Regions from separate parts of the Mus musculus genome. Here region 2 is linked to region 1. A link is a loop called in an ENCODE intact Hi-C map of the cell type or tissue named here. Cell type or tissue: heart. All regions are shown on one strand. Each heading gives the region's core, and the rest is flanking DNA. Links, peaks and the distances in the headings are about the cores only. Region 1 holds the start of Mrm1 (mitochondrial rRNA methyltransferase 1). Region 2 holds the start of Ggnbp2 (gametogenetin binding protein 2).

Region 1 (15,597 bases), core at 4,362-12,361:
TCGGGTCTGGTGGCTTAGGCTGATAATCCTAGGTCTTCAGGAACCTGAGGCAGGGGGATTGCATGTCCAAAGCCTGCTTGGGATAGAGGATAAATTCAAGACCAGCCAGGGACCCTGTTTCCAAAAAAATAAAGAGGGTTGACAATATAGGTGAGTGGTCAAGTTTACCTAGTAAGAGTGTGACCCTGGGTTCAATCTCCAGGACCTCCAAAAGAGAAAAAGTGGGGCAGGTCGGGTGACTCAGTGGGTAAAAGCACTTGTCCTGAGGCCTGGCGACCTGAGTTCAATCCCCTGAACCCACATGGTAAAAGAAAAGAACTGACTCCAGCAAGTTGTCCTTTGACCTCCACCTGTGTGTCGCATGCACACGTTCATGAACATGCACTCACACGCGCACACACACTCTAGAGTGAGAGAAAGAAGAAAGAAAGGCAAGAATGTTACCAGGCTCCTTCCCTGGAGACATCTATTTATTTTTAAAGGTTTACTTATTTGTGTATATGGTGTTTTGCCTGCATGTACATTTGCACACCAGAAGAGGGCATCTGATCCCATTACAAGATGGTTGTGAGGCACCACGTGGGTGCTGGGAATGAACTCAGGACCTCAGGAAGAGCAGCCACTGCTCTAACCACTGAGCCATCTCTCCAGTCCCAGGACACTATTTAATTGATCTAGTGACCCTGGGCTTTAAGAGCTCTTCCCTACCCCATGGCTCCAAGGCCAGGCAATGTTAAAAACCTCTATATGAGTTAATAAAAATAAGAAAACAATACAAAAGGAAAAAAATCCCTGCCCTAGGCTCTTGAGTGAGGGAGCACATTGTTGGACTCGAGCTTGGTGGACCTTGGCGCATCTGTGGCAGTTGGGGACACACGGAGAAGGGCGCTGACAAAAGGGTTCACTGTCTTTCTTGGGTGGAAAGCTTTAAGGCAATTGTGGGCCCTGTGACGGTTCATCTTTATTGTTTGCCTGGGTTTGGAATCACCTGGGAGACACACCTGGGGGCATGGCTGTGAGGGTGTTCCAGGGAGGACTCAGGGATGACTCTCCCTGAGTGTGGGGAGCATTGTGCCATGGCTGGAGTCCTGGGCTAAATGAAAAGGGAAAAGGGAGCATCAGCACCCTTCACCCCACTTCCTGCCGTGATGGGGTGCACTGCCTCACACCCATCCTGCTGCTGTGTCTTCCCTGGTATGATGAATTGACAGTATTTCCTCAAACTCAAACCCTTCCCTTAGATGTTTCTGTCAGGCATTTCCCAAACAGCAACAAGACACGTTACTACTATAGGTCCTCTGTAAACAGATTCAAATTTTGTAGTAAGTGTACATAGCTGTTAGGAACCTACAAATCAACTCCAGGGAGATTACAGAGGAAAGGAGTGTTTATTTATTGAGCACCTACTACATACATCTTCCGAGGATATAAAGGAGGCATGGAGGCAACTCACCCCAACTCTTACAACATCCAGGATTCCAATTCAAGGGTTGCTGTCCTCCCATCCCACCCTCAGGGCTGTCGGTCAGATACCCGTCCATGTGTGGAGACAGTTTTGGTTTCATAATGAGAGATAGGGTGCAGACTTCTTGCCATCTGGTGGATACCTCTCACGATGCTCAGGACGGTTCCTACAACAGAGAATTATCCAGCCTAGGGCTCAGATGTAGCTCTGTTGGCAGAGTGAATGCCAGCTTGCACAAAGCTCTGGGATCTATCCTCAGCAACATATAAATTGGGCATAGTGGGGTAAGAGGATCAAAAGTTCAAGGTTATCCTCGGCTAAATAGCAAGTTTCAGGAGACCATAGATACACAGAACTGCCTCAAAAACAAAAAGAAATGGTACTGCCCAGGGTGTTCCTGCCCTTCCCAGCAGCACACAGTAGCTGCTGTGTTGGCCTTGTTCCTTTAAAGCTTATTAGGTGTTCCAGCATGCAGCCCAGAGTGAAACCACTACTTGGCAATATCACTTCTGCTCCACTTGTGGGACTCTAGAGGACGGGGCAAGCCTAGTCGGATTCCACAAAAGTAATCCTGATTTCACAGCCTCTCAGACTCAAAGAGGCAACAAGGGCCTGGGATCACAGGTTCCCTCCACGGGGCTGGACTGGCCAGTGTCTAGAAGCTGTTGGCTATTTTCCCTATCTCTAAGCCTTCCACTCCCACCTCCACAGAGGGCTCTCCTTGCAAGGGGCCTGCAAAACCATGGTGCAAAGAGCAAGACTGCCACCTAATGGAGAGACTGGGCATGACAGCTCAGCGGCTCAGGGCTCGCTGATGAGATCTGGTGTCCTATCCCCATCATCCCAAGAGACAGGAATATGCATCTGTTCAGTCAGCTTCCCTCTACAAACTCACCCTCACATCCCACACACCCTGCGCTGGACTGCCTTGCTCCTCCGCATGCCAAGAACAGCCCCCTGACTTCCACTGGGATCCAGGACAGATACTGTCTGTCCTAACCCGTCCTGGAAACTAGCGAACTACCATTTCCAACTGGATACGAAACTTCTTTTGGTCTCTAAAGTTCTCCTGACTGTAGCCAGTAAACAGGCTCTTACAAGTAGAGGGCCCATTACATCCAAGCCTGAGGACGGATGTGTGACTCATTGCGGTTCCTACACACGCACATCTCAGACAGTCAATGTCAGCCCACATTTGGCCGGTTTTTCTGACCACAGTGGTAGTAGTCCTGGGTACTGGGCCTCTCTGAGTCCTTCAGACGTAGCTAAGGGTTCTCAGGAGTCTTGGAGAAGTTGTCCTCTCTCCTGTACAGGGAAACCCTTCTTCTGACTGCAAATGGAGTGTAGAAGAATACCTAAAGGCAAGAAGAGGATAGGGTTACAACACAGGCAGGGCACGCTTGCTTTACACACACAAGGGAAGCACAGAGCGGGAAGCTTGTTCAGGTTAAATCAATCAGAAAACGGGAGGGGAGGGGAGGGGAGGGGAGGGAAGGGGAGGGGAGGGAAGGGGAGGGGAGGGGTAGACTCACCTGTGGCCACAGATACATTCAAGGACTCAAGACCAGGAGGCAGGTGGCGTCTGGGCAGAATAGTAAGGAGCAGCTGGCAGGAGGCAAAAACCTCCTGGGACAGACCAGAGCCCTCACTGCCTGCAGAACACGAGACAGTATTAGCCAGATGTCCACATGCAAATGATGTCCACATGCAGATGACATCAGCAAATATAAAAGCAGGTATACCCTACCTACCCAGCACCAGGAGGGTAGGCCGGTCCCAGACGAACTCTAAGCAGCTAGTGATGGGGACCTTGGAGGACTGGGAGATCTCAGGACCTGGGCAGCCCACTGTGCCCACCACGAGCCACCCCTGCTGGGCCTTGGCCTAGAAGAGGAAAGAAAATGCCATGTGCTGGTGCACCGAATCTTCATCAGAGCTACACGGTCAAGGACAGGTCCAGCCTTGCACACGCACATTCACTGAGAAATGTCTTCAACTTAGGAAGTCAGCCAGGACCTCTACCTGGTCTGGATTTGCTCTGGGCACTAAGGTCAAGAACATACAGACTAAAATCCCAGCTGTGGGACACAGTGATGGTAGAAGTCCCCTTTGAAGCGATGGCAAAAAGACGGGTCTGAAGATAACTAACGAGTAAGTTCTCATAGACAGTGGGAGAAGGTTACAGACTTCCAGGAAGATCTGCAAGTATGGAGGCACGAAGACCCCACCCACCTGTCATACCTAAAGACTATTAAGTTGGCCAGTGGCAGGACAATGATCACATAGGGTTAGGTCTCAAGGGTCACTGGAAACATAGGGCTTTTATACTAATAAAAAAAGCTTTGAACAGTTGTCTTAGTTTTTAAGATATGAGCTCATGAGCTGGAGAGATGGCTCAGTGGTTTAGAGCACTAACTGCTCTTTCAGAGGTCCTGAATTCAATTTCAAGCAACCACACCATGGCTCACAACCATCTGTAATGGGATCTGATGCTCGCTTCTGGGGTGTCTGAAGAGAGTGACAGTGTACTCATATACATCATATATATATATATCTCCCAGGCTGGCCTGAACCCATGGTGATCTTCCTGTCTTAAGTTTCTCAATCAAGTACTGGGATTACAAGTATGAACCACAGACCTAGTGCTTTGAAAGGTTATGAGCCAAGTGACGCAGTGTGACTCGGGCCTCAGCAGAATCATTATGCCTGCCATGCTGAGGCCCAAGCCCCAGTCCAGGGAGCTGGGGACTCCGACAAGGGTAGCAGAGGAAACAGTGAGAAATGGGGATGGTGTGACAGTAACTCCAAGGACAAGGATCTGGGGACATAGCTGTGGGATCAAGAAGTCAGAGGTAATGTCTGGGCTGGACAACTGAGCTGGGCAGGTCCTAGAAAAACAGATAGCCATGGTCAGACCTGGAAACAAGGAGTCTGAAATGCCCACTGTGGGAGCGGAGGGAGAGAGCTGTGTAGCAGAGGAGTGGAGTAATCTGGAACTGGGGAATGGAAAGTCAGGAGTACCCTTTTTCTTTTTCTCTCTGCCCTTTCCCCCCTCCCCTTTCCCCATGGCCACTTCCCTGGCCTTGGTCCTTGGGGACAGTGAACTCAAAATAAACCTGCCTTTAATTTAAAAAAAAAAAAAGAAGAAGAAGAAGAAAGAAAGTCAGGAGTTTAAATGTGACAGTGATGGGGGAGGTGGTGGTGGCGGCACACAACTTTAATCCCGGCACTTGGAAGGCAGGCAGGTTCCTGTGAGTTCAAGGCCAGGCTGATCTACAGAGTGAGTTTCAGGACAGCCAAGGATACACAAAGAAACCCCATCTCTAAATAAATATATAAATAAATAAATAAATAGATAATGGCAAGAAAGAACCAACTCCAGAGAGTTGTTCTCTGACCTCTACATGCACACACACTGTAGCACACATACCCAACACACACACACACACACATATATGTATATATATGAACTTGAGACACTGAAACAGGAGGATTGTGAATCATGAATCTGAGGTTGGCTACATAGCCGATCCTTTTCTCAAAAAGCCAATACAAGGGAATAAATGAAGCTAGGCAACTAGATTAGGGGGGAAAAATTAAGCCAATTTACACAAAAGAGATCCAAGGCCTGAGACTTGGAACATGACAGTGTTTGGAGGTCATGGGATCAAAGAGAATTCACTGGAGATGCCTACAGGAGAGTGCAGAGGCAAAGGGACGGCCAGGGGGAGTGGGTGAGGCTGTGACTCACGGACAATGTGTCTGCCTAGTGTAAGCTGAGTTTGATTGCTGAAAAAAAAGGTGATTAAAAACAAAACAAGACAAAATCAGAATGACCATATGTGCTAGATGCTGTAGACCTGTCAAGTACCTGAGAACTAAGAATGGACCTTTGAAGCAACATGAAGGATACTGTGACTGTCCGGGGCTTTGATGGGGTACGAAGGGAAGGTTCTGATTAACATGAGGTCAGATGAACACAGAAGACTCTTGGCATGCTGCAGTGGGGCTGGTATCGATGGAGCAGGCTTTGGTAGGCAGTGGGTGGGGCACAGGGCTGGCTGCTGCCTCCAGCTCTTCCCCAGTAACCAGGGGAAACAATTCTGTGGCCCAATGCTGGCAGGGAGTGTGGGGTGTGAGGAGAGAACTCCACTTCCCACCAGTCTCGGACAGTTCCTCAGAAGGGGGGCTGCCTGTGAGATGAAGCCAGACATGCTTCTAGACATGTGCTGGTCAATATGAAAATCTCAGAGCACACCAAGCCACTTCCTACAGATTTTAACTTTGTCTTCTTGTTTTGTTTTGTTTTTTACATGAGAGTTAAACTGCATGTAAGTGTACACACCACATGTGATCGATGCCTAGGGAGGCCAGAAGAGGGCACCAGATCCCTTGGAACTGGAGTCATAGATGGCAGTGAGCCACCACGTGGGTGCTGGGAATCCTCTGAGAGAGCAGTCGGTGCTCTTAACTGTTCCACCATTTCTCCAGCCCTACTACACGTGACTATTAAGGATTGAAATATGGCTATTCCAAATTGAGATGTATTATGTATAAGCATTTTAAAACGGGATTTAAGCCGGGCATGATGGCACACAACTTAAGGAGGTTAACACAGGAGGATTTCTGAGGGATCTGAGGCCAGCCTGGGCCACACAATAACCTGTCTCATTTTTTTTTTCACTAATATTTAAAATGTATGTTTTAATGATAATACTTGTGGTATATTGGATACAATCATGTTTCTTTTTAGTTTTCTAGATTTGTTGTTGTCTTGTTTTGTTAAGACTGGGTAGCCCAGACTGGACTTGAAATAAACGATCTTCCTGTGTCCACCTCTTAAAAGCTGGAATTATAGATATGTGTCATCACGCCTGCATGGTTACTGGAAAAATCTGAAATTAGACATATGGCTTGAATATAAGTTTATCAGGCAGCTTTCTTCAGCCTCTTTTCAAGGTTATTTTCTCACTGAGGGATGAGGGTGGGGACAGGGGAAGGATAGAGGGTGGAGGGACTGCCAAATGCGGGGCAATGCTGCCCCCTAGAGTCTAGCTAGGAAACACACAGCTAAAGAACACTAAAGCTCGCCCCTTGGAAAGCCTTGTTTAAATCGCTTTGAAGTTGAGCTTCCGGGTACCCACGACTCCAGTCCACCAGCTCCCTGGAGTACTGCTGAAGTCCCACGGTTGTCAGACATTGACTTGCCGACACAGGTGGCCATGGCGTGTAGTAAATGAGACGAGGAAATCCCTAACTTCAGACGATGCTCTATTTAAAAGGCCCTGGGATCTTTCCTGGTGGGACTTAGAAGGTCGTAGGAATCAATGCCACCACGTCCCTTCTCTTCCTCCTCCCCCAATCCACTGCGTTGGAGATAGCTTTAACATCCCTAACTAGAGTCATCGCCTCCGCCTCTTCTTCCCCTCTCGCCCCATTTTACCTGCAAAAAACCGGGCAGGTCAGGAGTGGCGAACACGTCCATCACCTCCATAGCCCCAGCGCTGGCCTTGCTGACTACTGGAGTAAGCGGACAGCTGCAAAGGATCCCCACGATCCGTGTTAAAACCAGAAAATCTCTAGCCCCGCGCCCTACACACCCCGGGGCTCCCCGCCCAGTGCTTAGGAGCTTGGCTCCGCCTCCAGATTGGGCGTAAACTGAATTAAGGGACGTCCGTGCCTGTTTCTCTGGCTGGTGATGACTCTGTCTACGCCGAGGAAGTGAGCGGAGCGCATCACAGCCCCAAGATTGCGGGGATCCTGGAGCCCCTCAAGGACGAGCCACAGCTGCTGAGGGTCGTCGCCTGAGCTCGTGTCTGCCGCCTCATCGCAAGGCCGGGGTCGCAGCGGGCTCACCTCCATGCACACGCCCTGGTGCACTTGGTAGCCGCACAAGGCATCCAGTTTCTGACGCCTGGGCCTCAAGACAGGGATGCCCCGAGCCTCGGCCACCCGGAGCAGCTCGGCTCGCTCCCCCTGCAGCCCAGCCTTACCGGCCTGGAGCAGGAGCCGGGCCACGCGCCGACGGGCAGCCCGCAAGGCCAGGAGGCATGGGGACAAGCCAAATAGACGTTCCAGCCGCTGGGCCGGCGCCAGGTCATCCAGAAGCAAGCGACTCAGCTCCTCCCCGCCAGGCCGTTCCCCGCGCCGAGCCACCGAGGAGAAATGGCGGGCAATCAGGCGACTGAAGCACCCGACCGTCCAGAGTCGCCGCATTGCTCCAGCAGCGCCCGAGACTCCACTGACAGACAGCTGGGGAGGACCCGTTGACCTCCCACACTTCGTCCCCTCACAAGGACTGCCCACAACCTGACCCTCGAGCCAAGACAGTCACCTCCCAGCCTCCCACGTGGGTCCCCAGCTTCCGGGTTCTGGAGGCCCAGCCCCCTGTCCGATGACGCACATGTGCGCTTGGCGGCAACCACGTCTCCACTGCACCCCCTACAGGAGTGAGTCGCACTGCCTCCGCTGACGCAGGCGAGCCTAGAGGCTGTGCTGGTGCTGAGCTAACCTTGGACTGCTCCCGGGTGAAGGAAGAAGTTAGAAGGCGTTCACCTGCTCGTCCTCAAAGACCACCGCATGTCAGTGGTTTGGCCATCTGTTCAATCCTCAGTCTTGGAGCCATCCTACATCCTGGCACAATGTCATAGTTGGGACTTTCTCCCAGAAGCATATCCTGTCAGACCCTCAGCACCAGCCAGCAGAACCCCTAGAATATTTCCCATCTCCCGAAAGCCCCAACGAGCCTACGGTATTTCTGCTGACAAGCAGCCGATGCCCTTGGCCCATGGTAATTCTACGACTTCCTTGCTCACTGCCCAGACTGGCTCTTTTCAGCCTAGTCTTTTAAAATATCTTTTTAAACCTTTTCCCTTTTCCTAATGATTCCTTTTTTTTTTTAATGTGCATTGTTGTTTTGCCTGCATGTACATCTATGAAGGTGTTGGATCCCCAAGAACTGAAGTTACAGTTGTGGGTGCTGGGAATTGTACCAGGGTTCTCTGGAAGAGCAGCCAGTGCTCTTAACATTTGAGCCATTTCTCCAGCCCCCACCCCCTCTTTTTTAAAATCAATGTCTCACTAAGCAGCCCTCATGGATGGCCTGAAACTCGTTGTGTAGCCCAGGCTGGCCTCAAATCCACAGAGGTCTCCCTGCTTCTGCTTCTCAAATGTTGGGATTAAAGGTGTGCAATAGTATTAGTATACCTGGCTCCAACTTATTTTTCAAAATTCTTTCACATGTGCGGGCATATTGTTTGTCCGTGTGGCTGTGCACCACATGTGTGCCTGGTGGCCCAGCGAGAGAGAGGAGGATGTAGGACTCCCTGGGACTGGAATCAACATGGGTCCTCTAGAGCAGCAGTGGATGTACTTAATTATGTATTTTGGGGACATTTGTATCCTTGGCTCCTATGGCTGGCCTGGAACTAACCATCTCCTGTGCCCACTCCAGAAGTGATGTTCCGAATCTACCCACCTTCCTAGCTACCTGGAAGGAATTCTGAGACACCAACCACACTGATCACCAGGAAGGGGGGAAAAAACTGAAAGATACTTCTGAAGGTAGAGTAGGTTGTAATCTCTCTCTTTAATTGTTACAGTGAAATGTAGTAGGAGACAGACCCTGATACTCTGTAGCCGTGGTAAGGACCCCAGGGTGAGGGCCAAAACTTGGCTGGAGAGCTGGGGGGGGGGGAGGCAGGAGGGTTGGGAAGGGAACCTGGAACCCTGGACAACCACACAGGTAAAAGATGAGGTCTCTGCTGCTCCAACCCTAAGGGGTGGGGGGTAGGGTGTAAGAGGATAGAGCAATGCCCCTTCTAGGTACATCCCTTTCCTAGGTCAAAAGGAAGAGGCACAGGAGAGCAAAGGTTACGGAGCCCCAAGAGGACTCAGAAGAAGTTAGATAGAACAGTCGAGATTCTGTCTTCTCTTCCCGGCCCAGTTTTTCACATTTGTAATGGGAATAGTCTGACAAGCTGTCTATCCCTTAGTGGGGTGGACATAGAAAGTAAGCTGCAGAGTCCAGAAATCAACACCTAAAATCCAGAGGCAGGAGGCGAGCCGTGAAGGGTGGAGAAGGTAGGATCTCCCCACAGAACACTAGGTCACCTGCTCTGTGGGCCTCATCTGGATGTCACCAACCTGTGGAGAGCGGAGGGTTTGAGGCAGCCACCTGCTTAGATACTCCCTGCTGGGCACGGTTAAGCTCTTGCTAGTGGGTAGGCAGCCAAGACCATACTTACCTGAACATGTGGGGGTGTGCTAAGAACGTAGATGACAGCCTCAGCCACGTCCTCTGGTCTGAGACACTGAAAGCAGGGGTGGGGGGTTGTTGAGACAAGAGTAGACCTGACCCTGACCTAAGTTCCTTCCCCGCCTCTGAGGGACTCTAACATCCATCTGCATTCCCATCCCAGCCCTCCAGGAGTGACAAGCACAGCAGAGGGTACAGTTTGAGGGAACTTAAGGACTGAGTGGCTTTCATAGGCCCAGAAGGAGACCCACCTTTATGTGTTCATAGGTGGCAGCTGCTTCCCCCGGGTCCTTGTCATGGAGTTTGAAGGCGAACTGTGTCTCTACCAAGCCTGGAGAGATACACTGGGCCAACAGAGGTCCTGCTCAGCCTGGGCTTTATAGGCCTTGAGGAGGTTGAGGGGAAAGGATCAAGGCCACAGGGCTCCTGCTTCACAGTGACATCTGCCTCATGTCCTCAACTATCCTCCTCCTTCCAAAGTCACCACTGAGAGTTCCAACTGGCAACTCTCACAAGACCCTGCACTACGCATGGAGGGAGCCCTTCCTCTATGTTTCATTAATGCTTTATAAAGTGTTCCTTAAAGCATCATTCCATTTCACAGATGTGAAGACTGAGGCTTAGGGAGGTTCAGTGATTTACCCAGAGTCCTGTGGTTTTCTAGGGAAGAGCCAAGAGTGCTGGTATCACAGTCACTGTGTGATTTCCCTTAGTCCCTCTCCCCCTCAAATCGTAAGTCCGGCCCTTGGCTTTGAGGTGACAGTCCCTGTAATGAGCAGCAGCGCCCAGGACTTTTTCACTGTTGAGCGCAGAGTCTCTCAGCAAGTCTCCCTGGGCACTCGCAGGCAGGAGGGCTGGGCCCACGCCATTCCCACCAGGGCTAGACCACAGCCTCACCGTGGCCCGGATATGGGTCTGGGCCTCCAGAAGCTCTTGCCTGAGTCCCTCTGTCAGTGCAGTGACGGCATACTTAGTCGCACTATAGAAATGGATCACAGACTGGGGTGGGACTCGGTGGCCACACATGCTGGGTGGAAGAAGGGGAAGGGAGAGAGGAGAGAGTGAAGTTCCACAGGCACGGGCAGTGCTCCCATTATCCTGGTCTGCTGGAAACCTTGTCGGAGGGAACCCTGATGACTACCCTACAGTCCACTGAATACATCTAGTCTCTGTTGTCTGCACAGCTCCTGAAACCTGCTTGGCCTGGAAGCTGTCCTTCTGTGGACTCCACACCCACTCCTGCAGTCAGCCGGCCTCACAGTGTTGTCTGTGTGCTTACTGATATGTGTCCCCTGGGAGATCCCTAGGGCTGCTGCGGGCCATGCCCCCATCAGACAGTGAGCACTCCTATGGTAGAGCCTGTGCAGTCTCTTAGTACCACAAGGCAGATTGATCCCAGGGCCTGAGGAAGAGGCACAGAGGCTCTCAGTCCTGGGAGAGTTCTCAGGCACTGGCTATGGACGGCAGGGGCTGAGCTGCCTGCTCTATAGACAACCAGAAGTGGGCATTCCCCTTCCTCAGAATCATGCCGTTTGGATACTAAATCCCTCTTTCACTACTGAAGAGACTGCTGTCTAGAGGTCGAATGAGCTTCAGCAGAGAGATCCCTATCGGAAGGGTGTCCCAAAGCCTGAGCCTCTGCTGCTGCCCGGCCTCACCTGTTGATGTTAATGATGTGCCCGTCGTCTATGTTCCGCTCCTTCATGGACTGATAAGCCTCCCGAGTGCAGATGCTGAGGGCCAGCACATTCACCTGCGGGCCAGGGAAGGCAAGAGAGGGGCTCCAGTTTGGGCCCAGTGAGCAGGTGTTAGAGCCGTGGGGCATGGGGGTCCGGGGGTGGGGGTGCCTTCTCTGTGGATGCCCCGCGCCTCACAGCTGCCTCCTCCAGCTGACAGCAGAGGCATGAGGAATGAGCCTCCCACCCGAGCCCAGGACACTGCCAGCCATCTCTGCCACAGTCAGACCTCTCTCCCTCAGGAAACCAGTCACTCTGCTCAGGGACAGTGTCCAGACCTAAACAGATTGAAATCCCTCTTGGAATGCCCTAAATCTTTTTCTTCATACAAAGAACCCAGGCCCTCTCGCCCTGCCCTTCTCAGCCACCCTGCTCCGACGTGATCCCCGCCCATCCTGTATGGAGGAAGCTCACACGCCTGCCTTTAACCTAGACCCTGGCAACAGGCCCAGGTGTGGGGAGGCTTCAGAAGGTGGGGTCACTTGCCACTCCCGGCAGGCTTCACCTCGAGTCCCCACCAGTCACAGAGCAGAGGTCTAAGGAGCTATCTGCTATGAAGCGCCTGTCTTCGGTCTGCTCCACCCATCAGCCTTGCCAGAGAGGCCAGCAGAGATAAAGTTTTCATCAGCTCCTCCTGCCTCCCCCCTCTCCAGAGGAGAGGGACAGCTGGCAGATTAGCTGGTTCACTTTATCAGGTGTCACCCAGGCATCAGGACAGAACACCCTCAGCAAAGACCCGCCTCAGCAACACTTGGGTTGTAGAAAGGACTCAGCCCTGCTTCTGGTCCTCTTAACAGGGTGGAAACGTGGAGAATATGGAAGACAAACGAATTCCTAGGAGCATGAATCTCCTGGGACAAACGAATCTCCTAGGTCTAGGGCCTACTAAGATGGGGCTAATGAACTTAGGAGATATTCAAAACAAAGGGGCCTTGGACACTTAGGAGTCCTTCATTTTACAGGTGGGCGAGCTGAGGGTCAGGGTTAGCTATATGCCTCTACACATGAGGTTGTCACTCTGACCTCCCAGAGGACAAAGCTTCCTTTTTCTTGTTCAGTGTTCCACTTCTAAGTACCTAGTAATACCGACCTAATGATACCAGATGTAGAGAGGGCTATGGTATTGCTTTCAGCCTCTTAAATACTTTCACACCCTAAAGAAGCAGTTCTCAGCCTTCCTAATCCTGAGACCCTTAAATACAGTTCCTCATGTTGTGCTTAGCGCCAACCATGATTTTCGTTGCTACTTCATAACTGTAATTTGGCTACTGTTATGAATCATAATGTAAATATCTGTATTTTTTGGAGTTCTTAGACAACCCCTGTGGAAGAGTCATTTGATGCCCTTCTAAAGGGATCATGACCCACAGGTTAAGAACCACTGCCCTAATGCCACCCTATAATACAGCCTGGAAGTTGGAAATGCATGCCTTCCAGGCTGGGTTTGTCCTGTAGACGCTCTTACTACATTAACTTACTTACTTAGTGTGTGTGTGTCACACTGCTAATGTGGAGGTCAAAGGACAACTTGTAGGAACTCTCTTCTCCCACCATATGGTTTCTGGGTCTTAATGGTAAGCACCTTCATCCACTGAGCCATCTCACTATCCCCTGGCCTATACATGCTCTGGCATCAAAGATCTGCCCATACTGCAGTGGAACAACTAACCTGGATTTGAGCAGGGGCCACCCCTTTATAAAGGCCATGTGCTCTCCCACACTCTGTAGTCCATACCTGGCGACAGCGGAGTTTGTGATATTGATGATCTCTAGGTATCAAACTTAATTAGGAATACAGGTAATGTAAACCAATTAAGTTTGACAGGACTGAAGCTCAGAGGCTGTTGTGAACTTGCCTGAGCCGCAGTTACAACGGGGCTGGGTTGCAAACATAACTTCTCTCATCCCTGTTCCCTTTCGTCCCCTAAGACCACGTTCCCAGGTATCCAGCATGGGCAGGGACATTAAAAAAAACAAACAAACTATAGTTTTCTCCCCTGCAATCTTTCTTCCATCCCAACCAGTCTAGAGTTTGAGAACTATTGGGAGCTGGAAGGATGTTATCCACTCACTACCCTTGAGACACAAGTCGTAAGTGGGAAATCAAAACTGCCCCGGTGGGAGGGAAACTGTCCCTAGGGTTCCTTTGTCTTGCAGGCCCCTATTTTCTTCTTTCCTCTCACCACCCAGCCTCTGGCCCCACTTCTGGAACCCTTACATTGAACATGTCCTTCCATCCGCTGGTGCTGCCCGAGAGCAGGGTGTCAGGCCGGGCCATGCCGGCATTGTTGATGCAGATATCCACGCCACTGTGCTGGGATCGGACAGCTGAGAACATGGAGAGGATGTCCTCCTCATTTGACAGGTCACATCTGTAGGGGATCAAAGTCCCGGGGTAGCCTGCACTCTTACATTCAGCAGCCAGCTCCTATGAAACCCAACAGGAGTCTAACTGGGGTGTGCTGCTCACTCCCAAACCTCCCCACCCAGGGTCAGCCTTCCCTCCCAGGTCACTACCCAGAGAGCTCTAGTGGCAGCCACCTTTTGGCCATACGAGAGAGGCAGGGTCTGCCCATCCCCAAAGCTTGGTCTGTTTGGTCAAAGTCTAAGGGGCTGAGGACACTCCCTGAGTGAAGGAAAATAATCAAGCCGATCAAGAAGGAGTCTCACATATACGTGAAAGTCTTCAGTGCTAAGGAAAAGGGGGGAGGCAGGGATCCTGAGATGCGAAGGAGATTCTCTTGACACCTTCTAATACCTGGAAGTAAATCTACATATACCTCTGGCCCCATGTCATTCCTCCACCACTGACTGCCAAGACATGCTGAGCTGGTTACTCCAGGGCCCAAATTCTCTTTAACATCAGCCAGTCCCTCCCAGAAGGGCTCAGCTCTGAACTGCCACTTTCTCTTCCCAGGAGGCAGACAGAACTTAAAGGTGAGTCCTATACACAGCTCTCAACGGAGTGCTCCTCTTTCTCCCTACAAGTGGTCAGGATGTCAAGACAGACTCTCTAATCTCTACTACCCCAGCCCCATCCTGAGTTTTCCCCACCTACTCTTAGACACTCCCTGTGCATATCCTCAGGACATTCCGTAGAGCCCTGAGAAAGCAGAGCCACTGAGCTTGGAGGGAACTGACATTTAGAAGTTGGAAGCAAGTAGGCTGTGGGAGGCCAGTGAGTGACTGAGCCTTGTGAAGGTGACTGTGTGATTGCAGCGGGGTGCGGGGAGAAGCTGCCATAGAGGAAAGCCAATTTGGCCAACTGCCCTGGCCTAGAGCCCTCCTCCTCCCCAGTGAAGCTAGAAATAAAAGGCTCAATCAGGTGACCAAATAAATTCTTTCCTGCTCTTTTTTTTTTTTGAGATGGAGTCTCTCTATGTAGTTCTGGATGTCCTAGAACTAGATAGGTGGCTGTTGTAACTTTCTGTGAGTTAAGAAATGGTATGCCCCAGATGGTTAAGAGCACTGATTGCTGTTCCAGAGGTCCTGAGTTCAACTCCCAGCAACCACCTGGTGGCTCACAACCATCTGTCATGGGATCTGATACACTCTCCTGGTGTGCGTCAGAAGTCAGCTACAGTGTACTCGTACAACTAATAATAAATAAATAATTTTTTAAAAAATAGTGCCCCTCTGGGACTCAGAAGCCCCCTTCCACCTGACTTTACTGTCCATGTCTACCTCACAGAATAGGATTTCTCCCAGTAGAATACCAGAACCCAAACTTAGTTTTAATATCAGCAAATTCATCAATGAATAAAAACAGATAGTAAGCAAGAACCCAGAAAAGGAATTCATCTCCCTCCAGACTAAAAGTCCTCAGCAGCAAAGCTATGTGTTTATGTGTATACTTATCTATTTGTATGTGTATGTCTCTGTGTCTATGTGTTTGTATCTGTGTGTGTGTCTGTGTATATATGTGTGTGTCTGTGTGTATGTCTGTGTGTGTGTGTCTATGTGTGTATGTATGTCTATGTGTCTGTATGTGTATATGTCTGTCTATGTGCGTATGTCTGTGTGTGTGTTTGTGCATCTGCGTGTGTTTCTATGTATACGTGTGTCTCTGTGTGTATGTCTGTGTGTCTATGTGTATGTATGTCTGTGTGTGTGTGTGTGTGTATGTGTAGAACATTATC
Region 2 (15,597 bases), core at 5,179-13,178, 51 kb after region 1:
ACACTATTAATACCTAGGCAGAAGCCTAGGTAAGAAGGAGGAGAAGGGAGAAGGGAGAAGGGAGAAGGGAGAAGGGAGAAGGGAGAAGAGGAAGAGGAAGAGGAGCAGCAGCAGCAGAGGCAGGAGCAGGAACAGCTAATGTGTGGTGGAACAAATCTTGAATTCCAGAACATTTGGGACAGAATCTCTGTGAGTGCAAAGCCAGTCTACATAGGCCAGCCAAAACTACAATGAGATTTGTTCTCAAACAAACAAACAACAAAAAGAAATTAGAAGTTATAGCTAAACATAAATGATTTAAAAACATACATATACTTGACATATAAAAACAATGATTTAAAAACCATTACCTGAATAAACTGCTTTAGTTGTGCACCATTATTCTGATGCCCATCAAGATTTAAAACATTGTCAGGAAATTCCATCACCATCTTGAAAGGCAAACAGAACAGAAATTACTCATTGGGTTCTTTGTACATACTCTACAGCATAAACTATCAGGACAGAAACATGTATAAAGCTACATTGTCTCCTGCAAAAAGGGGTCTTGATATTCAGTGTACAAAATTTTCTATTTTAAAATTTCACACACAAACACATGTGCGCACACTGAGGTTAGAGGACAACTTGCAGGAGTCAGCATTTTCATTCTACAACATGGACCTTGGGAATCAAATACAGTTTTCTAGTCTTGGTGGACACAGTACCTTTACCTGCTGAGCTGCCTCACTGGCCAAAAGTATATAAATTTCTAAAGACAGACATAGTGTGGTCATTAGTACCAAAGGCACTAAAGTTAAACACATAGTAGAAATCCAGGCGATGTCAAGACTGGGCAAGTTTTTTAGCCAGTTTATTACCTTATTTGTAAAATAAGATTAAGTAATAATTTCTAGTATCTACTTCATAGAGCAGTTGTAAGAATAAGTTGTATTTTCTAAAGTGGTAGTGGACAATAATATTTAGTTAGATACATCAATACGAGTTAGTTCCCTGCAACTGTGGAATGTAAGACTTCTTTTGTTAAAGTATATTTGGTGCCCAGTGAGCTGGCTCAAGTAGCCATCAAGATGTTTGCTCTCAAGCCTGATAATTTGAGTTTGAGCCCTGGAACCCAAATGGTGAAAGGAAGAGAATAAACTTCTACAAATTGTCTTTTAACCTCTAATGTTCACTTTGGGACATCTGGTCCATTCCACACCCGAACAAAAAAAATTTTTTTTGAAAACTAATACATATTTTGAGCTGGGATATAGCTTGGCACTAGAATACTAGCCTAGCTAGTACTAATGAATCTACTAAAGGTTCTAGGTTCAATTCCCAACTCCCCCAAAATATCTATTCATGTAACTTAGAACTAGCATTTATGTAACTTAGTATCTAGCATTCAGTAAAGGTTTGTGCTACATATGATGGAAAATGAAGTACTGAGGTATTTATTCAGTTATTAAAAACCACTACCAGAGGAATTTAGGAGGCTTCAGGGTGTGATAATGTAAATTAGTAGGTTCACTGATCTGTGACATTACAGATTTTAAAATCCATGAAGTGGAGGGAGGGCAAGTCCAGCTCCAAGGTGATCCAATGCCTCTGATTCTGCTGGTAGTACACTCATGTGTACATATGCACCAACAGGCACACGAGCACATACACACCCATGTGAGTAAATAGATGGTTTTTCTTTTTCAATCCATAAAGTTAGATATTGACCAAGAAAAAAGCTTAACTGTAAGATATAGGAAGCATCACAATTCAGAGATGGGTGCCTCTGTATGCCTCCAGTAATATATACACAGGACTGGAGAGATGGCTCAGCACTTAAGAGAACTAGTTCTCAGAGGATCTGAATTCTGTTCCAGCACCCACATGGCAGCTCACAACTGTCTGCAACTCCAATTTCAGGGGATCCAACACCCTCTTCTGACCTCCGAGGGGACCAGACGCACAAGTTGTGCACAGATACATGTGTACCCCTGTCTTAACTAAAACAATGTAAAAAATATCAAACATACTATACAAGGACAAACTATTTCCAGATAACAAGGGCTTCAAATTCCTATAAATTCAGTAAAAAGAGAGCCATTTGAGGCAAAAACAAAAATAGTAAACTCCACTTCATTGAACATTGCCTTTAAAAGATCCTTTCCAGGCTGGGGGTGTAAAGTAGATATGTGCTTGCCTAGCATGTACAGAGCTGTGGGTTCAATCCCCAACACTGCATAAATCTTCATGCGCATATAGGCATAAACCTATAATCTCAGCATTTAAAACAAGAAGATCTGAAGTTCAAGGTCATCCAGAGGACTCCAGTTTCAGACTGAAAACTGCACAGACAATTTTGCATGTATATAGCTTATTTTAAAGAAAAAAAAAAGAGTTGCCTCAAACTCCTGATCCTCCCAAGTGCTGCAATTACAGTCATGAGCTACTGTGTGAGGTTTTCTTTTCCTAGTGTATTACAATTCACACATACTACTTATTATCAAGGAGCTGGTACTCCCTGCTTCCAATTCTTTATCACCTTGTAAGACATGCTTCCACTTCAGTAGTTTCTATTGTTTATAGTTTCTCCTTCAACATGCACATGCAAAATGCCCCAATCTTACTGCTTAAAAGCTTTCAATTTTCAAGTTTATCAATCATAGTATCTTGTTTCTACTTTATCTCCCCCCCCCCCTCATTTTTATTTTTGAAGTCGGGGTTTCTGTGTAGCCTTGGCTGTCCTGGAACTTATTATGCAGGCCAGGCTGGCCTTGAAATCAAAAATGCACCTGACTCTGCCTCCTGAGTGCTGGTTCTAAAAGGCCACACTGCTGCCCAGCCAATCTTCTCTTTACTACCTCCAACGGGTGGTGGTAACATTTACTGTAGCTTCAATACTAAGTATGCTCTAAGCACTCTAATATCATCTTTACTAACACTACTAAGTAAAACTGAAGTCATTCATATAATGCTATAGTTATAAATAATTTGAGAATCACTTTAATGTACAGGCAAAATATCTAATAATACATATTGTCAATTATATTTATTATAGTCAAACTTATGCAAATTTGAAAGTAATAATCCTGATATTAGAAGCGTTGGTCCAAGCTAGACATGATAGTACATGTTTATAATCCCAGCACACAGGAGGTTGAGGCAGGAAAATCATGGGTTTGAGGCTAGCCTGGACTTCATATAAAAAACTACCTATGTGTCTACCTCATAAACATCCTCATTCCAAATTTTGGTCCTGAAATCTAAAACTAAGAATAGTTAATTTTTAATCCCACAGGCTAGAGATGTGGCTCTTGTCTACTACAAACAAAGCATTAGGGTTGACCTTCCAGTTTTCTGGGGGGAACAAAACAAAACAACAACAACAACAACAAATGTTCCATTAATTCACATGTTTTTCAGTATCACCTCACAGGATTTAAGAGACTAAGGAATTTAGCTGTCAAGCTGGGCTTATAGTGGGGAGTACAGCACTTGTCTAATATGAGTGATCTTGTGTTCAGGCTCCAAAGCACAACGAAGGAAAATAATTTTAGATAGCAATCAGTGACCTGAGAGGCTGAAGAAAGGGGATCAAAAGTTCAGGCCAGGGCCAGCAAGGTCAGCAGGTTAAAGTGCTTGCTGCCAAACCTGATGACCAAAGTTCAATCCCGGGGACCCACATGTTAAAGAAAATGAACAACTCCCTCAAGTTGTCCTCTGACCTCTACACATATGTGAATAGGGGTGGGGTATACATGTTCATACACATAAACATGCATACAAATAAATAAATAAATGTACTTTTTAAAAGGTTTGGGATCAGCCTAACCACCTTATTGAAACCACATCTGAAAATGTAAAGGGGAGGGAGGCACACAGGAAAGATGGCTCAGCAGTTAAGAGCTGCTCTTTCCAGAGGACCCAGGTTTCATTCCCAGCATCCACATGGTGGCTCACAAACATCTGTAACTCCAGTTCTAGGGGCTCAGTCTCCCTTTACTGGACCAAGAGCACCAGACACACACATGGTGCACAGATACACATCATGCAGGGAAAACAACCACACATATAAAAATAAAAACTTTTTTTTTTTAAGGTATGAGGACGTTCACTCAGAAGTAGATAATTTGCATAGCGTGTGGGAGAGACAGGGTTCAAACACTAATAAAACATAGACACATATGATATGCATACAAATGAAAGAAAAAAGAAATACACAGGTGTCAATCCTCTTAGCAACTAGCATAACTATCAAAATCAAATCCTTCCTGAATTGGCCTCTTATATTTTCTCTTGAACCACATACTCTGCCTTAAATATTACTTCATCCTTGCCTTTCAAACATTTAGGGTAACAGCTTTTTATTTTATTGTTTTCTAGTCAACTAGTGTATGTCATTTAATGTATTAAGAGAACGGTAAGAAAAGGGACCACTAGCACCATCTCCTCCATCTTTTCAGAGCACTTCCCTGAGTTAACCTTAGAGTCCAAGTTACCTAGAGGAAGGCCGCCCTGTAAAGCACATGAGGTGTGGTTTCACAGAGCAGTCATTAGCCTTCAGCTGCAGGATGGGGATGCCTGTCCAGAGCCATCCAAAAATACAAGTCATTGCGCAGCAATTACTGCTTTGTAAAGTTTATTGCATCCGTTACTGACTTTCACTCTTAAGCATCTGCCCCAGTTTTACCAGACCACAAAAAAAGAAAAAAAGTTTCAGAACATTTCCATGAGCTCTAATCAATAAGATTAAGTTTGTATTTATCAAAATGTCACTTTAGTATTACTCTTTTATATCACTATTCACAAAACTACTTCTAACATGCATCAGGAAAAGTTAACATGCATCAGGAAAGTTTAACATACATTAGGAAAGTTAAATATTAAAGAGCTTAAAGGAAACACTAAATACTAAACTTGTAGCAAATGCTAAACTCCTAATCCCCTAGGATTACCATTTCCTGCTTCTTAGGCTTCAACACTTCAGAACTCCTATCAATTTCTAATCTACTCATTATTCTTATTGGAGCGGAGCACATCCATGCCAGATGTTCTTGTGTAGAAGTCAGAGGGCAACTTGCAGGAACCATTTCTTCCTTTCTACCATTTATATTCCAAGAAATGAATGATATCATCACACTTGGCAACAACCGCCTTTACCCACTAAGCCATTTTGTCACCCCAGTTTACAGATCATTTGGATAGATTTGAATTAAAAGGGTTATCTTCTAGAAATGTAATAATTCAACAACATGAACCAAGAAACTTGTAAAATGTTATCCTTCAGTAATTCTACTTCCAAAAGCCCAAGGGGAAAAGTAATAACTCAGTGCATTATCCATATTCTTATGGTGTTATTCAAAAATGAGAAGTCAGAATCTCATGGAAGGGTGATACTATGGAATATCATACAACTTGTACAACCATTAAAAACATTAAAAGATGACAAAAAGTTGTGGTATACCTCTTTAATCCTAACATTTTAGAGGCTAAAATAGGAAGATATTTTAGCCCAGGAATTTGAGACCCCAAAGAGAGGGTCAGAGAGATGGCTTAGTGGGTAAAAGTGCTTGTTGTAAAGCCTGACAACCTGTCTTCCATCCCAAAACTTACAGTGGAAAGAACCAACTCCCTATCAACAGTCCTCAATCTTCCACACATATACTATGGCATATACACCTACATGTACACACACACATACATGCACACATACACACATGTATATATCTATATAGATGTACAAACGTACACATACACACTAGTATAAAATATTCCAGTATATCCCAGCCCAGCCTATGTGCAGTGATAACTAGAATGAACTAGACTAACATTTTTCTGCAAACAAGATTGCTAAAACCATTTACTCAAAGATCACAAGGTTCCCCTTTGGGTTGCTAGGAACAAAGATCAAACCAAGTTAACTTCAGGCAAACACTGCCATCAAATAGCAATGGACCACTACACACACACACACCTCTGCTTCCTCTTCCCGCTTCCCTCCCAACAGGTGCTTTGTTCTATATCCTCCCTTTAACTGGGATTGAGAAATCTTGAAAGAAGCTTGTGTCCCTACATACAGCATAGCTGTAGGTGAATTTTTGATAATACTCATTAACAGCATTCAATGACAGTTCACAAGTTTTCAAGACAAACTAACAAAATTAATTCCTTAGTGGCCAAAAGTCATTCCTAAGCAAGGAAAAATTATACCTATTATTTGAAGTTATTTAAATAAGCTTAAATTGTCTTTGTAATGAGTCTGTAATAAAAGCAAAATTCAGACACCCAGTACAAGGCAAAAGCAGGTGACACTAAACCATAATGTAAGTTTATCTATGAAAAAAACTGGAAACTCACATCATCAAGAATGTAACATACTGTTCACTTAAAAGTGCTTTATGAAGTATTGACTAATGTGCTACATTCACATTAAAGGTGGTTATGTGAAAGGAGAGTATAAGTTATCTTAAAATTTGTAAATAGACAAAATTTAAAATGGTTTTCTGTTTTCATATTATATACTAATAAAAAAATTAACCCAAACCTCAGGATTAAGGGGGAAAAATGCACTACAAAAAAGGTTGTTATCAAACTGTGTTTTTTTAAGGTTTTATGGTGAAGGGGACAGAAGGTAATAACAAATGAACTATGACCAAGCACTATCATACTGAGAAAAAAATCATTTAACTGGTTTCTAGCTTGTTTTTTTAAAACTATTTTTAATATAAGCCCATTAAAATTAAAATTCAAGAAAATAAGAAACCATAACCAATACATACAAGTAATTTCTAATATAAATTCTACTTTATGTCAAATCATTAGACTATTTTTTTAAAGCATGCTTTCCATTGCAAAGTTCCATCGAAGTGAACCAGTCAATAGCTTCCCTAATTTTTTAAAAGTACTGAAGCTCTTGAGACTGGCAAAAAGGCTCAGACTGGCATCTCCACAATGACTTGCATTTTACATAAAATGCTAAAACCTTCAGTACATAACTACACTTTTTTTTTTTTCAGGAAGATAACCGATCTGCCTTTGAGTGGAAAAAAAGTCAAAGGCTGGAAGACTTATCTACATCAGATCACAATGGGCGAGTGCAAAATCCAGGAGCGTCAGCATCAAAATGAAGATTTCAAAACTTGTTCGGAGAAGGTTCATTTAACTGTGGTAAGCAACTGCATTTACTTCCTGCTCAGAATCAACTCAAATTTCTGCCATTTCCTTTTAAAGGAAACAGTACTACAACACCGGGTAGAGGGGTCGGCAAAGGTATACCAACACCAAGTCTTAAAACAACCATCTTCCCACGTTTGTGTTTTTCTATCCACAATGAGCAGTCAGTTCTTCATACTACTTTACAGTCAATAACTTGGTCTTGGGCTACTTGTAAACCAAAAAAATGCCACGAAGGCCCATTTTGAAGAGTCATGGCTTAACCCAACCATTTCAAGAATTATAATGTACTAGGCAATGTGAGACGTATTAGGAAATCAAATCATTTAGGTGGAATCTTCGCTGTGCAAGAGAATGTCACTCTGCCCTCAGTAATTACACTTATGTAGAGATAGCTACAGTGTTCAAACGGGAAACACACAGGTAACAATGCAGCTGCGACATTTTCAACTAATTGAGCCTCCCGGAGGGTAAGTGCTTTCTGGAGAGGACAGGCCCTAAACGCCCCAGCTCCTTCAACCCTTCTCCCCGGCGCGTGCTTAGGCAAACAGCGTCTCAAAGGCAGGCCTAAAGGCCAAAGGTTCGGAGAGGGAGGAAGACCCGAGCAGGGGACCTCCAAGTGCCTTCGGGGCGCTGGATCTGGGGCCTGCCAAGGGTACCGAGAGGCCCCGCTGCAATGGCGAGTTCGTGGGGCCCATCGGAGAGGCGGCCTCGCCTAGGAGTTGCAACACACTCTTTCTCCAGTGCGCAGCGCTCGGCCTGGGGGAGGGGAAACAGCTGCCAGGCCGGGGAGCAGCGGGCCCATCCCGGCCCGGCCCGCTCAGCCCGCTCGCTCACCGTCAGGGTGTCGTCTATGTAGAGGGGGATCTGCCTCCTCTCGAAGGGGAACTCCTCCTCCCCGTCCCTGCACACTGCCACCAGTCGCGCCATCGTCCCCGACGCTGCCGTTGCCACCGTCACCACCTCCTCCCAGCTGCTGCCGCCGCCGCTGCTCCTGCCGCCGCCGCTGCTGCTGCCTCCTCCCAGCTCCTGCCTGCAACAGCCAAACCCCGCGAGCGTAAGCACCCGCCACCTCGCAGCACATTCGCCACGGGTGAAAGGGGTGGGGGGGCGCGGAGCGAGAGAGGACAGGAGAGCCGCGCTGCGTTTCCCATCACCCGATTCCACACGCGCTCAGCCAATCAGCGCCCCGCAGCGCCGGGACCCGCCCCCTCGCGCCGCCTGCCCTCCCCCACCCAGACCCCCCCTCCCCACCCACCCACCCCCCCCCCCCCCGCCCGCCGGCCTCCAGTCAGGGTCCAAAGGAGAGGCGGAAAAGGACCTGCTGGCCCCGGGACATCCCCGCCCAGCTCGGGAGTCCGGGCTCCAGAAGCCCATCCCCGCCTCGGCTACACAGCCCAAGCCCGCACCCCCTGCCGCTGACCCCTTCTCTCCTGGCTGAGCGCCCCGCCCAGGGTGGCCCCCTAGGCTGCAGTTGCCCGGCGCCACCCCGCCCCTGGGAGGGGTCGACCCTGCCTCGGCTCTGCAGAGTTGGGGTGGGGGCGAGCTCAGACCCCAGTCCTCACCCGGGTCGGAGAGAGAGAGCTCTCGGTTCTGACCTTCACTGACTTCGAGGACGCCTCCCTGACCCCCACCTCTGCTCCCCGTTACCGGCTGACGAGGCCCGCGTCAGGGCCGGCCTGGGCGGGAGCGCGGCTGCGATTGCCGTTTCCTCTCCAGGCTCAGTCAGCCGCTCGCGCCACGGGGAGTGTGGGAGGGAGGGCGGGGGACGTGGGGAGGGTGGGGCCGGGGAGGGGGGGCCGCGAACTCCAGGCGGGGCCTGCCTCTTCTCGCGAGACCGCGGCCGCCTCGCTCGTGTCCCGACTTTCGAAATCGGCTTGTACGGGTGGGGGGAACCCCCTGTGCTGTCGCGCTCGGCTGACCTGCGTGGTGCCCCGGATTTACCAAAACGAGCGTGAAAATAGGGCCAGTGGGGAGGCCCAGCAGGAGCAGCCGGGGTCCCTGCCAGTGACGACCCGGGATCTGCTCTCTGGAGACCGGTGGGGTGGAAAGCCCACTGGGGGGGGGGGGGAACCCAGATAAGACTTGGGTGAGCGATGAAGAGCTGGCGCTGTCGAGGTCTAGGAGAATGGACACTGCAGAGACCTTTGACCTTGTTTTCCAGGTTGCACACATGCGGACTTCCACCCCTGTAAGACTGGAGGAAAGGGCTCTGCTACCCTGACTCACCCAGAGCCGGCCGCCTTATGGGGACTGCAGCAAGATGGATGGAAAATATGTGCAGGATCTGTTGTTACAATAGACAGAAAACTGAACTGTAGTCTATGTGTAGCTTCCGACCAAAGGAACTTCTTGAGTTAATATTAACTTAAGGGACTCCCTTGGGCAAAGTTACTGATAGTGGCCAAAGGCCCTTCGGTCTGACCATCTTCCGAGAACCAGAGCTGCTGTAAAGAGAGTTTCCTCTGCACTCTTGACTACTGCCACGTTCTCAGGTACTAGTCTACGGAGGTCCATTGTAAAGCCAAAAAGATGGAAAATGTTTTGTCTTGATGGTTTTAATAATAAATCCATTCGCTGCTTGTACAACTACCAGATCTTAAGGACAGATCGAATATTTTCTGGTAAAATAGGGTAAAGCTGTTGTTACTGACCTTTAAAAGTATTTTGATCACATGAAGTCTTTCAAGTCACAACCAAAAAAAAAAAAAAAAAAAAATCCCACAGTGCATCCTTAGCCTTGTTGACTTATGACATTGTGTGGTCATTGTTAGAGTAGGTGACATAATAAACTGGAAGAACCATTGTGTGTTCCCAAAGGTGTGATTATCCAGTAAATATGTCTTTGGGCCATACTAAAAGCAGAACAGTGCGATCCTTAGTTGAAGTCCAGTTTTTCACGCACCTTCTGACAGGTTAAAATACATAGTAAAACTATGGACATTTTTAGAGAATCTTGTGTTTTATGTCTACAACTACTACAATCTATGTACCTACTTTGATTAATTGAATTTTAGGTTATGCTTGGTAACAAATATTGAGCCAATATGTATATAGCTACTAGCTTTAATTTTCACTATTAAATATACACCAGGTACTAGGAAAGAACCAAGCTATGAAAAAAAAAAAAAAAAAAAAGGCAGTTGACAAGCTAAAATACCTCTGTTTTCACTATAATGGCTGTATTAGATAAGGTAGTAAATCACTGGCATAATGTTATTTAAATTAGTACATCTGAAAATCTGTAAGCTGGATTTTCCTTTTCTTGATCTGACAGTATGAGTATATTCTATCAATTAAAAATAGAAACATGGGCTGTAAAGTTGGCTCAGTAGTTAAGAGCACTGACTGCTCTTCCAGAGGTCCTGAGTTCAATTCCCAGCAACCACATGGTGGCTCACAACCATCTGTAATTCTGATGTTCTCTTCTGGTGTGTCTGAAGACAGCTACAGTGTACTCATATAAATAAAATAGATCTTTAAAAAAAAAAAATACAAGCCCAGTATAGTAGCATACACCTGTAACCCCAGCACTTGGAGAGGCCAAGGCAGAGTGCTTACCATAAATTCAAGACCAGATTAGACTGCACAGACCCTTTCTCAAAATAGGAATTAAGTAGACATATTGCATATTTTTAATAAACATAAATGAGAATGTAAGCTCCTTAAAGGCATCTGTTTATATTCCTGGCACCTATACCCGACACAGAGCTCAGTAAATCAATTGTGATCTTTCTCTTCTGAAAAGCAATCTAATCAGGAGTTCTGCCTACTAATTCTGATTTTATGAATTCATTAGCTTTTCTTTAGGACATTAGGAATTGGAAGAGGGGAAGCACAGTGTACATTTTGTCCTTTTCAGTTAACGCCTGTAATTATCAAAGATATAAACTTAGACTAGAAAAGTATGGAGGGCTGAGGATATAGTGGTAGAACACTTGGTCTAGCAGGCTCTAAGCCCAAGGTTCAGTATCCAGTATCACAAAAATAAGTACGTAAATACCATAATATTAAATAAGAAAAGTGGCAGATATGGTGCACACCCAACACCAGAGGCAGAGGCAGGTAGATCTCAGTGAGTTCCAAGCCAGCCTGTCCTATATAGTGACAGCCCATCTCAAAAAAAAAAAAAAAAAAAAAAAAGGCAGTTATTAACAAAATGCAGCACAGCAAATGAGGCCTGCATTAAGTCATAAGATAACTACTTTTTCTAAATGAATGTATTAGTTAAGCTACTCTGCCTTCTGGCTGCTCCAACAGATAAGCTATGAGGTACTAGTACAGTGTGTGACACAGCAGAAAAGTCAATCACCTTTCCTAGTCATGCTAAATTTACACACTATAATCTTATTGATTAAATTTCAAGTCTTACTTTTTAATTGGAAATAAAATCTGTTGTAATTGTAGTCAGCAAATACAAAGTCATATAACACTAAATCAGCCATCAAGTTTAGAAATTGAAGTAAACAAAACACATTTAATAATTAGCATATTTACATTAAATATATATTTTTTTTGAGAGCTGAAGAGATGGCTCAGCAGTCAAAGAATACTGACTGCTCGTCCAGAGGTCCTGAGTTCTATTCCCAGCAACCACATGGTAGCACACAGCTATCTGTAATGGCATATGATGCCCTCTTCTGGTGTATCTGAAGACAGCTACAGTGTACTTACATACATAAAATAAATAAATCTTTAAATAAAAAATACACTTTGAGAGTTAGGGGTATGGCTCAGTACAATGCTTACCCAGCACACTTGAAGTTCTGATTCACAGGACCACAAAACATAATCTATAATATGAAGACAACTAGTTTAAAATAGCAAGCCTGTATCAGGAGGCGCCACCTACTCTAAACTACACAAATAATTTAGATTGCTAATAAACACCACATTAGACACCCTGATTAGCAGCTATTTCTCATATGTCCTTGGTGTCAGGAAAGCAAATGTTCATTGATTCTTATCCACACCCCACCCCAGCCCCACACATCCAGCCTGGCCTCAAACTCACTATGGAGATGAGACTGGCCTTTAATTCCAAATCCTCCCTCCATCTTCTAAATCCTAGGATTACAGGTTTGTGTCAGGACAGTTGGCCAGTATTAGCCTGCTTTAAAAGATGTACATTGTCCAAGCATGGTGGCATCCACCATTAGTTCCAGCACTTGGGAGCGAATGGATCTCTATGAGTTTAAGGCCGACCTAGACTACATCGTTCCAGACCAGCCTAGGCTACAAAGATGTGAAACTAAAGATCTTGTGATTTTTAAATCTTTAGACTTAACAGCTGGTTCAAAGATCTGCTTAAAGTTTTTAAATTATTCCAGTTCTCAATACACTATTAAGCCTTAATGTAACCAGTTCTATCAGACTTAGTACTTTCATCTTTCTCACTGATTTTCTTGATTCTCCTTCCCATGGTTGAGGCCACCTAACCTAGTCCCTTCCTATTTCTCCAGCTTTATAGCCCACACTTCTTTGAGTTACCTAGATTTCCTCCCAACTTACTTTTGCTGACAAGATTCATTACATATTGACTCTTCTCTGCCATCTACCTTCTAACTTCATTCCCGAGATATACGTATCATCCATCAGCCTCAAAATGCCTTAAAAATGCCCATCGATGGAGAAAACTTTTGTTTCTTCCTGGATTGGTTCTCAGTTTCTCATCTGTAACAATACTATGACTTAATTGTTATATTAGTTTAATGTTTCCCCTCACTAGACTGCAAGCTCCAATGTACTAAAAATTTGTTTTATCTTTTTGAGACAGGCTCTATGTAGCCCAGGCTAGCCTTGAGCTCTAGCAGGAACTAGACAGGTTGCAAACCTAGGTGTGCTTTATTCCTAGCACAGAGAATCCATCTTAAAACTTGTACAGCTGGGCTGAAGGGACACACTTAAAATCCCAGCACTTGAGAAACTGAGATGGACATCATAAATTCCAGACTGGTTTTGGCTGCAGGGAGAGTTTAAAGTCAGTATGGACCACACAATAAGATCACGTATCAAAAAAAAAAAAAAGATCACATATCAAAAGTTTGTCTTTGAGAAAAAAAGTAAAATGTGTCAGGTACCTGAAAAATCTTGTTTTAATTATTATATATATAAACTACATCACCCAACTCAATCATTGATTGCATTTAACTGTTTGCTGGCTTGAAATGTATCTGATTTTAAACACTTGCTTCTTTTTTTTTTAAACACTTGCTTCTTATTCCTATACTTTATTAAAAGACAGAAGTTCAGTATGAAAGAGGTATTGAAGGAACAGGAGAGACGACTCAATCAGTTAAGAGTACTTGTTGCTCTTGGAGAGGACTTAGGACCAGTATGTACAGGGTTGTTTACAACCATCCACAACTCCATCAGAACAAATGCTCAACTAACCTTTTCAGACGCCAAGCATGCCTCTGATGCCTATACATATACACACATACGTGTATACATATATATATATATATATATATATATATATATATGTGTGTGTGTGTGTGTATACATACACACATAAATAAAAAATGAATAAATCTAATACAAAAAAATGTTTTTAAAGATAATTGAAAAGGCCACAATTTGCCGGGCGCACACCTTTAATCCCAGCACTCGGGAGGCAGAGGCAGGTGGATTTCTGAGTTCGAGGCCAGCCTGGTCTACAAAGTGAGCTCCAGGACAGCCAGGGCTGTACAGAGAAACCCTGTCTCGAAAAACCAAAAAAAAAAAAAAAAAAAAAAAAAAAAAGAAAAGAAAAGAAAAAAGAAAAAGCCACAATTTGCTGAGCATGGTAGTATATGCTTTTGATCCCAGCATTCAGGAAACAAAGGATGGCAGGTCTCTGAGTCTGAGGCCAACCTGAAGTTCCAGGTAAGCCAGGAATATATAGTGAGATTCCCAACTAAAAGAAAAAAAGGAACTGAAAAAAAATGCGCAATTAAACCGGGCATGGTGGTGCACGCCTTTAATCCCAGCACTCAGGAGACAGAGGCAGGTGGATTCCTGAGTTTGAGGCCAGCCTGGTCTACAGAGTGAGTTCCAGGACAGCCAGGGCTACACAGAGAAACCCTGTCTCGAAAAAAACCAAAAAAAAAAAAAAAAAAAAAAAAATGTGCACTTACTTGCCAATACTCCAGAGGATCCAGGTTCAATTCTTAACCAACATGGCAGCTCACAATCATTTGTAATTCTAGTCTCAGGGTATTCAACCCCCCTCTTCTGACTTCTGTAGGCATTGCACACATATGATGCACAGAAATACATGCAGACAAAATATGCATTCACATAAAAATTTTAAATAATTCAGATCTTAATGTAAACACATATAACACAAACATTATAATCACAATTACATATTCATATAAAAACCACAAATACAGTGCCATAATGATATATAGAAAGTAAAAATTACCGCCATTCACCTTCCAGTGTCAAAACTATCAACAAGTGGGTGTGGTGGCTCACGCCTGAAATCCCAGCATTGAGCCTGAGGTAAGAGTACAACTGTGAACTCCAGGCAAAGCAAAATCTATGAACAAGTTCTTTAAAATACTGGTGTTTTCTAAGTTCCAATAAATAACAAGATTTTTACTTCTATTCTTTGCCCCCCTCCCCGCCCCCCCACCGGGTCTCTGTACATAGCCTTGGGTGTCCTGAAACTCAACATGCAGACCAGGCTGGCTTCCAACTCACAGAGATCCGCCTGCCTCTGCCTCCCATGTTCTGGGATTAAAGCTTTGTGCCACTTCTTTTGGCTTATTTTACATAATGTTGATATGTATTAAACATCCATGAATCTTCCTTTAAAAAAGGTAAAGTTTAATTTCTGTCATAGAAGACTGAAACTTCATAATAAAGTATGGTTAAGACTAGATTGCTAAGAACACATTTCCTCCCTTCTTATTCTTCTCCACTAAAATAATGTTATTCAAATACATATTTCTTACCCACTCATCACCAAAACTTTATGGTTTTACCTTGTAAATCAAGTACATATATAACTAAACAGTTGGTAAACATATAAATACTGAGCACAACTAAGGTCCACAAGGCACCAGTGTGTAATGTATCCATCGTCAGGTTAATCAGACCAGTTGTTATATTTGACAGTAAGAAAAAAAACAGCTGGTTTCTGTTCAGAGCTGTGATCAAACAAAGACTGGGTTGGTTTTTTTCAGCTTCTAAGATTAGAGATTCAGAATGGTTTTTATGTGTAGTAGGAGACTGTATAAGTTTCCAAGAACATGGAACTAGAGACCCTTTAATTAGAAATTGGGCAAAACTCAAAATTATACCACTCAGTAACAGACAACTAAGAAGCATCAGACTGGAAGCAACTACCCACAGACAAAAGGCTAAATTGGCCATTCTTCGAGATACTGCTTCTATGTTTACTTGCACTATATGAAGAGAAATGAAGAAGCCAACAGCTACTGAGAAAACCCAACA

What was found. Hi-C counts contacts between places; a loop is a spot of excess contacts. Peaks named below come from ENCODE experiments on the same cell type or tissue, not always from the same donor. Only the 100,000 strongest peaks of a DNase experiment are listed, where the experiment ranks them.
Region 2: a loop joins it to region 1, with 2.8 times the contacts of the local background. A loop is called at or near these places in 17 of 42 quality-filtered maps.

What each region holds. Positions count from the first base shown.
Region 1 is chr11:84,811,692-84,827,288 of GRCm38, forward strand. Mrm1 (mitochondrial rRNA methyltransferase 1) reads right to left here and starts at 7,824. Exons shown (of 5, transcript NM_145433.1): 1 at 7,146-7,824; 2 at 6,909-7,002; 3 at 3,217-3,349; 4 at 2,998-3,117; 5 at 1,370-2,820. The coding sequence starts at 7,681. The coding sequence ends at 2,741. Dhrs11 (dehydrogenase/reductase (SDR family) member 11) reads right to left here. Exons shown (of 7, transcript NM_177564.5): 2 at 13,677-13,886; 3 at 11,381-11,475; 4 at 10,620-10,749; 5 at 9,974-10,066; 6 at 9,712-9,777; 7 at 9,037-9,610. The coding sequence ends at 9,569. In heart, for the core only: CTCF peaks have their summits at 5,835 (motif pointing right) and 6,520 (motif pointing left); DNase peaks (open chromatin) are centred at 6,660, 7,110, 7,840, 12,120 and 4 weaker places; H3K4me3 peaks cover 3,573 bases; H3K27ac peaks cover 5,047 bases; H3K27me3 peaks cover 1,398 bases.
Region 2 is chr11:84,861,888-84,877,484 of GRCm38, forward strand. It overlaps Ggnbp2 (gametogenetin binding protein 2), which reads right to left and starts at 8,903. Exons shown (of 14, transcript NM_001364114.1): 1 at 8,718-8,903; 2 at 7,990-8,185; 3 at 351-431. The coding sequence starts at 8,082. It overlaps Ggnbp2os (gametogenetin binding protein 2, opposite strand), which reads left to right and starts at 8,118. Exons shown (of 2, transcript NR_131201.1): 1 at 8,118-8,209; 2 at 9,317-9,744. Pigw (phosphatidylinositol glycan anchor biosynthesis, class W) reads right to left here. Exons shown (of 2, transcript NM_001077636.1): 2 at 14,426-15,597. The coding sequence ends at 15,103. In heart, for the core only: a CTCF peak has its summit at 11,805 (motif pointing left); DNase peaks (open chromatin) are centred at 8,234 and 8,864; H3K4me3 peaks cover 3,475 bases; H3K27ac peaks cover 3,204 bases.